Linked DNA regions of Homo sapiens: all the other regions are linked to region 1. The links are chromatin contacts, found by Hi-C or POLR2A ChIA-PET in ENCODE. All regions are on one chromosome and are shown on one strand. Each heading gives the region's core, a stretch centred on a gene start or an enhancer-like site at or near the end of the contact. The rest is flanking DNA. Distances are from core to core; before and after follow the strand shown. Region 1 holds the start of MRTFA (myocardin related transcription factor A). Region 2 overlaps MRTFA (myocardin related transcription factor A). Region 3 has its middle 54 kb from the start of MCHR1.

What was found. A loop is a pair of places that touch in the nucleus more often than their neighbours do. ChIA-PET counts read pairs that join two places held with the same protein, here RNA polymerase II (POLR2A). Pooled maps may share reads with other maps.
Region 2: a loop to region 1 is called in a map of PC-9, with 9 times the contacts of the local background. The contact joins the enhancer-like site here to the promoter of MRTFA in region 1. A Hi-C loop is called at or near these places in 24 of 168 maps with a recorded cell type or tissue (K562, PC-9, Right ventricle myocardium inferior and 6 more) and 15 of 50 pooled maps. POLR2A ChIA-PET finds 5 or more read pairs at or near these places in 12 of 52 experiments (A673, AG04450, H1 and 8 more).
Region 3: a pooled map shows a loop between it and region 1 (5-fold over the local background). The contact joins the enhancer-like site here to the promoter of MRTFA in region 1. A Hi-C loop is called at or near these places in 5 of 50 pooled maps. POLR2A ChIA-PET finds 5 or more read pairs at or near these places in 6 of 52 experiments (CD4-positive, alpha-beta memory T cell, GM12878, H1 and 3 more).

The regions. Positions count from the first base shown.
Region 1 is chr22:40,635,358-40,638,664 of GRCh38, forward strand. It overlaps MRTFA (myocardin related transcription factor A), which reads right to left and starts at 1,362. Exons shown (of 15, transcript NM_020831.6): 1 at 1,121-1,362. RefSeq lists a silencer at 817-1,126 and enhancers at 1,387-1,696, 2,436-3,307.
Region 2 is chr22:40,565,433-40,568,795 of GRCh38, forward strand. All of the region lies in intron 2 of MRTFA (myocardin related transcription factor A), which reads right to left. Among named protein-coding and RNA genes, the nearest start is that of MRTFA-AS1, 45 kb to the left of the region's middle. Within about 2 kb of position 1,804, at least 3 of the 41 ENCODE cell types and tissues checked have a DNase peak (open chromatin) inside an H3K27ac peak, as active enhancers do; they include PC-9, where a contact is called at or near this core.
Region 3 is chr22:40,731,460-40,734,948 of GRCh38, forward strand. No RefSeq gene overlaps it. Among named protein-coding and RNA genes, the nearest start is that of MCHR1, 54 kb to the left of the region's middle. RefSeq lists a silencer at 1-14. Within about 2 kb of position 1,417, at least 19 of the 41 ENCODE cell types and tissues checked have a DNase peak (open chromatin) inside an H3K27ac peak, as active enhancers do.

The sequences.
Region 1 (3,307 bases), core at 112-2,611:
CAGGCTTCGGCTTGATGTAGAAAGGACCCTGAAAAGATCTCAAAAACTTGCAACTCGGGGACATTCCAGACGTCTTATGAGTTTAAAACTATGTAAAAACATACGAAGCATGGGGTAATTCCATTATTATATTTAAGTGATGTATTCCACATTCCTGTATATACACACACTTCATGCCAAACAGAGGCTGGCAAGCAAGTTAACCATTCAACTGCCCTTTCGTTATGCTGCATAACAGGGAGACAACAGAGAGAAATCTTGACAATGCCAAGCTGGGCTAGTGCTTAAAGGCACACAGGCAAACCAGGCATTCTCAACATCCCAAAAGCAAACATTTCTTGGGCCCTTACTATGGGCCAAGCACTGTGTCAAACGCTTCACGTGAATTATTTCATTCGACACTTACAACAAACAACCGTATGCGATTGGTGCTATTATCCTCATTTTTCAGACGAGGAAACCAAGGCACAAGATTACACAGCTAGCAAGTGGCAGGTTTGGGAGTCGACTCAAAAGGTCCAGCCCTAGGCACTATGGAGTATCAAAGGTACCCGAAGCGGGGAGGGTGGACTGCATCAGCGTCCTGACAGACGCTTTCTTAGGAGGTAAAGTTCTTGGCCATCAAGTTTCAGATTTGCAGAGCCCTGTACACCTGGCAGCATTCAGGTTTGCTATACTGGCACCAACAAGTCCAGCTGAGCCTCCTTGCCTGGGAATCCCAAGGACTGCACTTGGATCCTGAAGGTCTGCACAAGACCCCAGAGAAAGCGGCCGACACCCCGTCCCTGCAATCAAAACACATCCCGGGAGAAGCGAGGGCGAGGACCTCCGTGCCTCCCCGCCCCGCGCAGCACAGCCCTGCCAGGCAGTGCACAGGTGCACGACCGCGCCCGCCCGCCCGGCCCGGCCCGGGTCCCAGCCCCGGCACAGTGACCGCCGCTCTGCGACTCCGGCCCCGAGGGCAGGGGCAGAAGGCCGGCAAGAAGAGGGCAGGGGACGCGAGGGCCGCCTCGCCCGACCCCCCGAGGACGCGCGCAGCAGGGTCGGGGGGGAAAAAGGATGCTCCAGGCGGGGCGAGGCCGCGGTGGGGGAGGGGTCCCCAACCCGGACTCTCACTCACCGCCTCGCGCGGCTCCCGGCCGGGTTCCGCGGCTCGCCCCACTCCGGCTCTAGCCGCCCGCGTCTCCTCTCGAGGCTCACTGTCCAGCCCGGGCGCACGGAGCTGAGAAGTCGCCGCCAGCGGAGGGCGTGTGGCCAGCGGCAACCAAGAGGGTGGGAAAGATGGGACCGTCGCTCTCGCCGCCGCGGCCACCACAGACACTGCCGCCGCCGGCTCCTCTCAGCCACGGAAGCTGCGGGCCCGCCCACCACGCCCGCCTCCCGTCCTGAAGACTGTCCGCTGGAGAAGTGACGGCGGCGCTAGCCAATCAGAGGCCTGATCGGGGTCGTGATCGGCGGACTAAAGGGCGGGCGGAGAAGGAAGCGGCATGAAGAAGGCGAAAACGGCGGCCTGACTTCCTGTGACTGACGGCACGGCGCAGCCAATGGGCAACGGGGAGATGACCTCATCTCTGAGGAAAGTCTGGAACTGGCTGAGCTGCGGCGAGGGGGTTGGCGACGAGCCGGGGGCGGAGCTCTGGGCCTTAAAGAGGCCGCAGCCCTGTGGTCACCCTGTGAAGGGAAGGGCGGTGGACCCTGCCGGATCTTGCGAAGTTGCCAAGGGGTCAATGCCCAGGCGCGAGTAATTACTGCATTAATCCCAGACCCCATCCCGATTCTTGTCGGGGACTGAAGGGTCTCCGCCTGGGGCTCCGAAGTCGATCATTTCACATTCACGCTTCCCAAAACGAGACACAATAAATTCCGCTCTGGCCTGGAGCCTTGAATTCCCGTTACGGTCCCGCCCCGCCGAGGCCCGTCGCCTTGTTTCTCTGAGTCAGTTTCCCCAACGGTGAAAGGGAGGACGCTGACACCTGCCTGCCCCTCCCTATCTGCCGAGGCCGTGGAGATCAGCAGCAGCGAAAGCGCTCTGGGCTTAGAAGAGGAAAAGGGCTGCGTGAGCCCAAGAGCTTGCATCGGAAGGCTCCAGGAAGAGCATCTGCAAAAAAGAGGATTCCACGGGATGACCCCCGACAACTCTTGGAATTCTAAAATCCTATACCCTTGCCCGCACCCATTCGTGTAGTGAAGGGGCGCGCGTTAGGCGCAGAGGCCACACGCTCCGCAAGTGAACCCGGGCACCTCTCTGAACCTATTCCGGGCTGAGGGCGGGGAGCGGGTGGCTGCCCGATTTAAAAACATGTATATGTATGTGTATGTGTATGTGTATGTGTATGTGTATGTGTATGTGTATATGTATATGTATATGTATATGTATATGTATATGTATATGTATTATGAGTGAAGTCCATGACTGCAACAGGGAGAAAGGAGAAAGGCGAAAGGGGAGAGAGCAACAAGGTAAGCCAGGCCCACTGTGATGACAGCTGCGGTCATGCAGGCCCTTCGTATCCGCCTTCCTCCCCAGCAATGGGAGAGAGCCCAGAAAAGGAGAAATAACCCCAACTCGATGGGGTGGAAAAGGGGGAAGCGCTTTCCGGAAGGCTTCCGGGATGGGGTCACCAGAGTCAGAGGAAGGAGTAACAGTAGATAGAAGAAGAAGTGGTCAGGGGCGTTCTTCTAGGTTTGGGGCGGACCCGCGTGAAGATGCAAAGACTGAAAAGGGGCGGCTCACTTTACATTCCAAGGTAAATTCTCACTATGACCCCCTTTTCCCCATCAAAGGCTTCTGGGACTGCCCATGGGTGAACTCAGAGGGAGGGTAGGAGAGGGTGCTGCTCTATCCAATGGCGGCAAAAGTCAAAGTGGCCTTGGGTATTCCCAATTACTCACTATAAATCAGCTTCCAATGCCGGTCGCAGAATCTTGGAGTTAGACGGGATCCTCGTGGGCTCTTAGTCACACACACCTTCCCCAAGGCAAAAATTCTTGCACAAAATACCTGATAAAATTATTTATTCGATAAATATTTTTTGAGTAAGAACACTGAGGGGGTAAGCTAGATGAGATACAGTCACTACCCTGGGGGTGCTTACACCAAACTGGAGGATGCTAAGGCACGTACTGCGGTGACTGCAATGCCAGGCCGGTATCCCAGGTGACTAAAACAGGATGCAGGCCGGGTGCGGTGGCTCACGCCTATAATCCCAGCACTTTGGGAGGTCGAGGCGGGCGGATCACGAGGTCAGGAGACCAAGACCATCTTGGCCAACACGGTGAAACCCCGTCTCTACTAAAAAACAGAAAA
Region 2 (3,363 bases), core at 554-3,053, 69 kb before region 1:
GTTACTCCGGGGGCTGAGGTGAGAAGATCACTTGGGCCCAGGAGGTAGAGACTGCAGTGAGCCAAGATCGCACCACTGCATTCCAGCCTGGGCAACAGAGCGAGACTCGATCCCCACTTCAAAAAAAAACAAAAGACCTTCTGGGGTAGACCTGACTTTCATTAATTCACTCAACAAATGCATAGTGATGAGGCACTGTTTTAGGCACTGGGAGTACAACAGACAGAAAATATCTTCGCTTTCTTGGGCCTACATTATAGTGGGAGAGACATAAAAATGAAAATAAATATACAATAAAAAGTTTTTGGATAACTATAAGCATTATGTGCCTGGGGGCCAGGTGGCTAATTTAGATTAAATGACCAAAAGAGGTCTCATTGAGGAAGTGATATCCGAAAGAGACTTGTATAGCCAACCCTTATTATAAATGAGGCACTGTATGTGTATGCATTCAATCTTCACAACACTAAGACGTATATTTACCTAAATTATCCATAATTTTTTACAGTTGAGGAAACTGAGACACTGAGAGGTTAAATACTTGATCCTGGGCAGTGAAGCTTCAGACCTCATGCCTCTATGGCTCTGTCTGAACTTGACAAGAAACAGCCAGCCATGCAGAGGGAACAGCATATGCAAGTTAAAAAGCCATGAGGCAGGAATGAGCTTGGTATCTTGAAGGAACTAAATGAATGGCATGGCCCGAGAGGAATGGACATAAGTATATTACATAAACAACTGGATGCCACTGGGAGGTTTTACACAATGGAGTGATATGATCTGATTTATCATTTTTTTTTTTTTTTGAGACAGAGTCTCACTCTGTCGCCCAGGCTGGAGTGCAGTGGCGTGATCTCGGCTTACTGCAGCCTCCACCTCTTGGGTTCAAGCAATTCTCTGCCTCGGCCTCCTGAATAGCTGGGATTGCAGGTGCCCACCGCCACACCTGGCTAATTTTTTTGCATTTTTAGTAGAGACGGGCTTTCACCATCTTGGCCAGACTGGTACTGAACTCCTGACCTCGTGATCCACCCGCCTCAGCCTCCCAAAGTGCTGGGATTACAGGCGTGAGCCACCACGCCTGGCTGATTTATCTTTTTAAATAATCATTTTGAGGGCTGGGCATGGTGGCTCATGCCTGTAATCCAAGCACTTTGGGAGGCCCAAGGCTGATGGATCACTTGAGGCCAGGAGTTTGAGACCAGCCTGGCCAACATGTTGAAACCTCATCTCTAGTAAAAATACAAACAATTAGCGGAGCATGGTGGCGAGTGCCTGCAATCCCAGCTACTAGGGATGCTGAAGCAGGAGAATCACTTGAACCCGCGAGGCGGAGGTTGCAGTGAGCCGACATCACACCACTGCACCCTCGCTTGGGCAACAGAGCAAGACTCCGTCTCAAAAAATAAATAAAAATAAATAAATAATCATTTTGGCAGGTGTGTAGAGAAAGAATGACAAGGGAGCTGTTCACCTTAGCGTGCCACCTGACTCTGAGTTTGGTATAATTTACTATTCTGCCTGGCCCCTAATGAAAATGTAATAATGTTGTTTTGACCTGTGTCTTAATATATCACTGAGTTTGGTGATGTGACCTTGAGTAAGTCGCTCTGAATAAACATTTGTTATTATTATCTGTCCTATCATGAAGGGTCTTATAAGAAGGTACTCTGAAAAGTAGAGACATTAACTACAAGGTAATATTTTCTTGCAAACATTTAACAGAAATTTGACAATTTGCCTTAAACTCCTCCCCCACCTCCAAAAAGGCTGCTTGAAAATTAAAGCACTATTTTGACAAGATGACTTCATTACATTCCTTGAACTTTATTCATGCCCACAAACACTACAGGTATGCTTTCCTTATGATTCTCAATCCTTTTTCTATGGTGTTCAAATGTGTTCCAATTTTTAAAGGTGGAATTCTATTTGTCTTCTAGAGTTCTTCTCTAAGAGACTGAGTGACGGATATTTAGAAGTCCACACGCTACGTATAAGAGACCTGAATAAATTTAAATATGATCATCTGCACATATTTTGTGTATTCACCTACAAAATTATGTAATCTGTTATGAGACAATTTTCAAGTTAGGAATTCTTCAGTCGATTCTACTCTTACATCAAAACTCCATGCAGCAATCAGCCTAGACAACCTGAAATGTTGCCAGGCCACGGAAAACCTGCCACAGTAAGAAAATCTACCACACAGAAAATCTACAATAATAATTCTGTTCAGGTATGAATAATATAAAAAAAACTATTTTTGAAAATATTAACTTTGGAATGAAAAACTTGTTGAGACAAACCTCACCTAGCATAAAGACAGGCAGTAGTTTGGGGGGAAAGGAAGACATTTATAGTATTGTGCTTTGTTTTCACATGACAATGGGGCATTTGAAGAACAGCCCTATTTTCCAGTGCCAGAAGCCTCATATCCTTAGGTTTCTCAATGACATCCTCTCCGGATAGATCAAGAATATGCTCCTACTTTATAAAATGAACCATGAATATTTTCCTAAATTCTTGAGCAAATATTTTTAAAATACTGGAAATAAAATATCTTGCCATAAAAAAAGAACCTGTCATAATTTTGTAAGAGTATCCAAACACAGCAACACACACTCAGAGGAAAGTGTATATTCAAGGTTGAAATGTGTCTATGGGTCAAGAGGTCAAGCCTAAAGCTTCTAAGCACCTACCAGAGCCACAATGAGGAACTCTCAGGACAATGCACACACTGATGACAGCACTGTAGCACCAGTGAAAACACTCAGGCCATCAACAGCATGTTCATGAATTATTCTTCCAATTACACTTTAATTATAAAAACTAGCTTATTAATTAAACTAATCTACTCTGGTAAGATCAGTTACCACACAAAAGCAATGGCTCTTCAAGTTACCTTCATGGAATACAGTACAGAGTTTGTGTTAAAAATGCATTTTCACTTAGTTGTGGTTATTAAAGACTTTGATCAAGGCAGAACCTCTGGAAATACAACGAATCTTGACAATTTAAATAAAAACAGCTCCTTAGTCATGGCTCATTATTCTTCCTTTCAAAGCCTCTTGCTTCAAACAGTATTACTCTTAGCCAATTAATATTCTGTAAAAGGTGCTGAGAATTTTTGATCAAATAAAATGCAACAGATATTTTAATACCATTTTAAGCCCAGCACAATTATATATTTAAAGCTTTAAAACAATGAGGGAACACATAGTACAGGCAAACACATCCATTTTCCAAACAAAGTAAATAATACAACTAAAGTGTTCTCTACATCACTACAGGAGTTCACACATTACAACTACATCTAAGTGCAATTACTGTAAATTATAAAGTGCTAAGACACACAGCAGCACT
Region 3 (3,489 bases), core at 167-2,666, 96 kb after region 1:
TACAGGCATGTGCCACCATGACTGGCTAATTTTGTATTTTTGGTAGAGATGGGATTTCTCTGTCTTGGCCAGGCTGGTCTCGAACTCCTGACCTCAGGTGATCCGCCTACCTCGGCCTCCCAAAGTGCTGAGATTACAGGCGTGAGCCACCACATCTGGCCTCGAGCACACCTTTTCTGGTGCACGTAAAACTAGGTCGGGTTCTTAGGGACTGAGTCACCTGACTAACACTAATCAAATACACACAAACAAAACCACAAACTGCTCTGTCAAGCAGGATGTCAGCAGTTTCCTTTGCATGAAGGAGGGTGGGGAGGGGGTGTTGTAAGGTGGGTCTCCAGAATGATGGAATAGGGTCGCTGTCGGGAAGAGGCTGAAAACATTACTGTGATATTTTGTCTTATAAAATTCTTTTTGGTTTTTTTTTTAGAGACAGGGTCTTGCTCTGTCACTCAGGCTGGAGTGCGGTGGTATGATTATGGCTCACTGCAGCCTCGACCTCCTGGGCTCAAGTGATTCTCCTACTTCAGCCTCTTGAGTAGCTGGGACTATAGGCGAATACCACCGTGCCTGGACTTTTAAAATGTTTTGTGGGCCAGGCGCGGTGGCTCACACCTTTAATCCCAGCACTTTGGGAGGCTGAGGCGGGAGAATCACGAGGTCAGGAGTTTAAGACCAGCCTGGCCAGCATGGTGAAACCCCGTCTCTACTAAAAATACAAAAAATTAGCTGGGCGTAGTGGCGGGCGCCTGTAATCCCAGCTACTCAGGAGGCTGAGGCAGAGGTTGCAGTAAGCTGAGATCGTGCCACTGCACTCCAGCCTGGGCAACAGAGTGAGACTGTCTCAAAAAAAAAAAAAAACGTTTTGTGGAGATGCAGTCTCATTATGTTGCCCAGGCTAGTCTTGAACACCTGGTCTCAAGAGATCCTCTCGCCTTGGCCTCCAGAAGGGCTGGGATTCAAGGTGTGAGCCACCACACCTGGCCTGGTTTATAGGATTCTTGTATAAATTCTCTGTGGGCCGAGCCTAGACTAGAATATTGCCCAACTTCCTTTGCACAGCAAAATGGATTTCATAGGATCAATTAAGAGTATTTGGACCAAACAACTATCTCTCTTACTTTGTTAGCCTGGATTGCAGGAGTCACAATTACTTACAAGTCAAAAAGATGAGGAGAGGGCTGTGGCAGTTGTGGTCTCAGGCCTGCAGCAGCCTTTTGCAATATTGAGTTACCCTGCGGGCTTTGTGAACTTGGAATCACAGACTCCTCCGAGGTTGTGCCTCAGCCTCCCCAAAACGTGAGAGGCGAGGGCAGAGCCTACTTACCTTTCACCTCCTAGCACCTGAGCCGGAGCACCTGGTTCACAGTAAGCACTCAATCTGTGTGTGCTGAATAAACAAGAAACTGCCTGTTCCTGCCTCGGGGCAGGACGCACCGCCCTAGTGACTGTAATACTCTCCTCCACCAGATTTGGCAGCTCCCCTCCCTTACACAGCCCTGGGGAATTACTGCTCTTTTCTTTCTTTGGTGTCCTTTCTCTAAAGTGCAAATAGTTCCTTCTGGACACACGGTCTGTCTGCAGCCTGCCAGTATCATTCACCCTTGCTTGCTTTTACCTTCTGTTTTGTCTTCCTGAGACAACATTCTTGTAACAATTCCAGCAAAGTCAAACTTTTTTTTCTTTATTATTACTTTTTTTAATCCACTCTTGCACTCTCACCCTTTACTCTCTCTCTCTTTTTCATTTCTTTTCTTTTCTTTTTTTTTTTTTGAGACAGGGTCTTTTTGTCACTCAGACTGGAGTGCAGTGGCATGATCTCCACTCACGGCAGCCTCAATTTCCTGGACTCAAGCGATCCTACCGCCTCAGCCTCCGGAGCAGCCAGGACTACAGGCGCTCAGCACCACGTCCGGCTAATTTTTGTATTTTTTGTAGAGATGGGGTTTCGCTATGTTGGCCAGGCTGGTCTTGAACTGCTCACCTCAGGTGATCCACCCGCCTCAGCCTCCCAAAGTGCTAGGATTATAGTTGTGAGCCACCCTGTCTGGCCTCTTTATTTTATTTTACTTATTTCTTTTCCTAATCTCGAGGACCTGTGAAACAAAATCCTACTCTGATTTAGAAGATACCAGGTCCTGCTGGGCGTGGTGGCTCATGCCTGTAATCTCAGCACTTTGGGAGGCCGAGGTGGGAGGATCACTTGAGATCAGGAGTTCAAGATCAGCCTGGCCAACACGGCGAAACCCCATCTCTACTAAAAATACAAAAATTAGCCAGGCGTGATGGCATGTGCTTGTAATCCCAGCTACACAGGAGGCTGAGGCAGGAGAATCGCTTCAACCTGGGAGGCGGAGGTTGCAGTGAGCCGAGACTGCACCACTGCACTCCAGCCTGGGTGACAGAATGAGACCCTGTCTCAAAAATAAAAATAAAAAATCTCCTGAGTTTTACATCTAATGATACAGAAGGGCAAAAGACACAGTTGGGGCAGTAGGGGAAGGGGAACCATCTTTCAGTTATTTCAGCAATGTCCCCAGGTATTTTGAACCACAGTGAAGAAGAAAGAAATCAACAAAGTCAGCGCTACCCCTGCCACACCATTGGCTACACAAGGTTACAGTTTCTATAGCTACAAGCCTGTCTCTTAGGGAACGCAACATACCACAGAGTGGCCTCCCTAGAAAGGCCACTTAGTCATGTGAAATGTAGATCTCTGCTGAAACAGAGATGTTTTCCCTTGGAATTTACAGTTAATAAAGTGACACTCAGTAGTGTGAACGTGACAGAACGGGATACAATAAGAGAATGAATCTGCTTCCCTCAGATGGAAATAAACAGGCTGGACTGTGATGACAGCCAATAGAAAACACAAAGCCTGGCCAGGCGCCGTGGCTCACACCTGTAATCCCAGCACTTTGGGACACCGAGGCAGGCAGATCACGAGGTCAGGAGTTCAAGACCAGCCTGACCAACATGGTGAAACCCTGTCTCTACTAAAAATACAAAACTTGACCAGGCATGGTGGCGCACACCTGTAATCCCAGCTACTAGGGAGGCTGAGGTGGGAGAATAAACCCGGGAGGCGGAGCTTGCAGTGAGCCGAGATCGTGCCAGTGCACTCCAGCCTGGGCAACACAGTGAGGCTCCATCTCAAAAAAAAAAAAAAAAAAAACGAAAACACAAAGCAATTATCTGTTCATTGTGATACGATGTCAGCTGTTGGACCTGGCGTGCTTCCAGAATGAGCTTGGAGATATGCTGGAGGATTACAAAACAAAACCCCTTACAGATCAGGACTCAGAGCAACAGATTTTTGTTACACGATCAAACGATAAGAATACCATTACTATACCATAATATATTCTCATTTCTCTTGCACTTTCTTGCATATTATTGAATTTATTTATTTAAAAACATATATATATATATACAGAGAGAGAGAGACAGATGGAGTCTCACTCTGTTGCCCAGGCTGGAGTGTAGTGG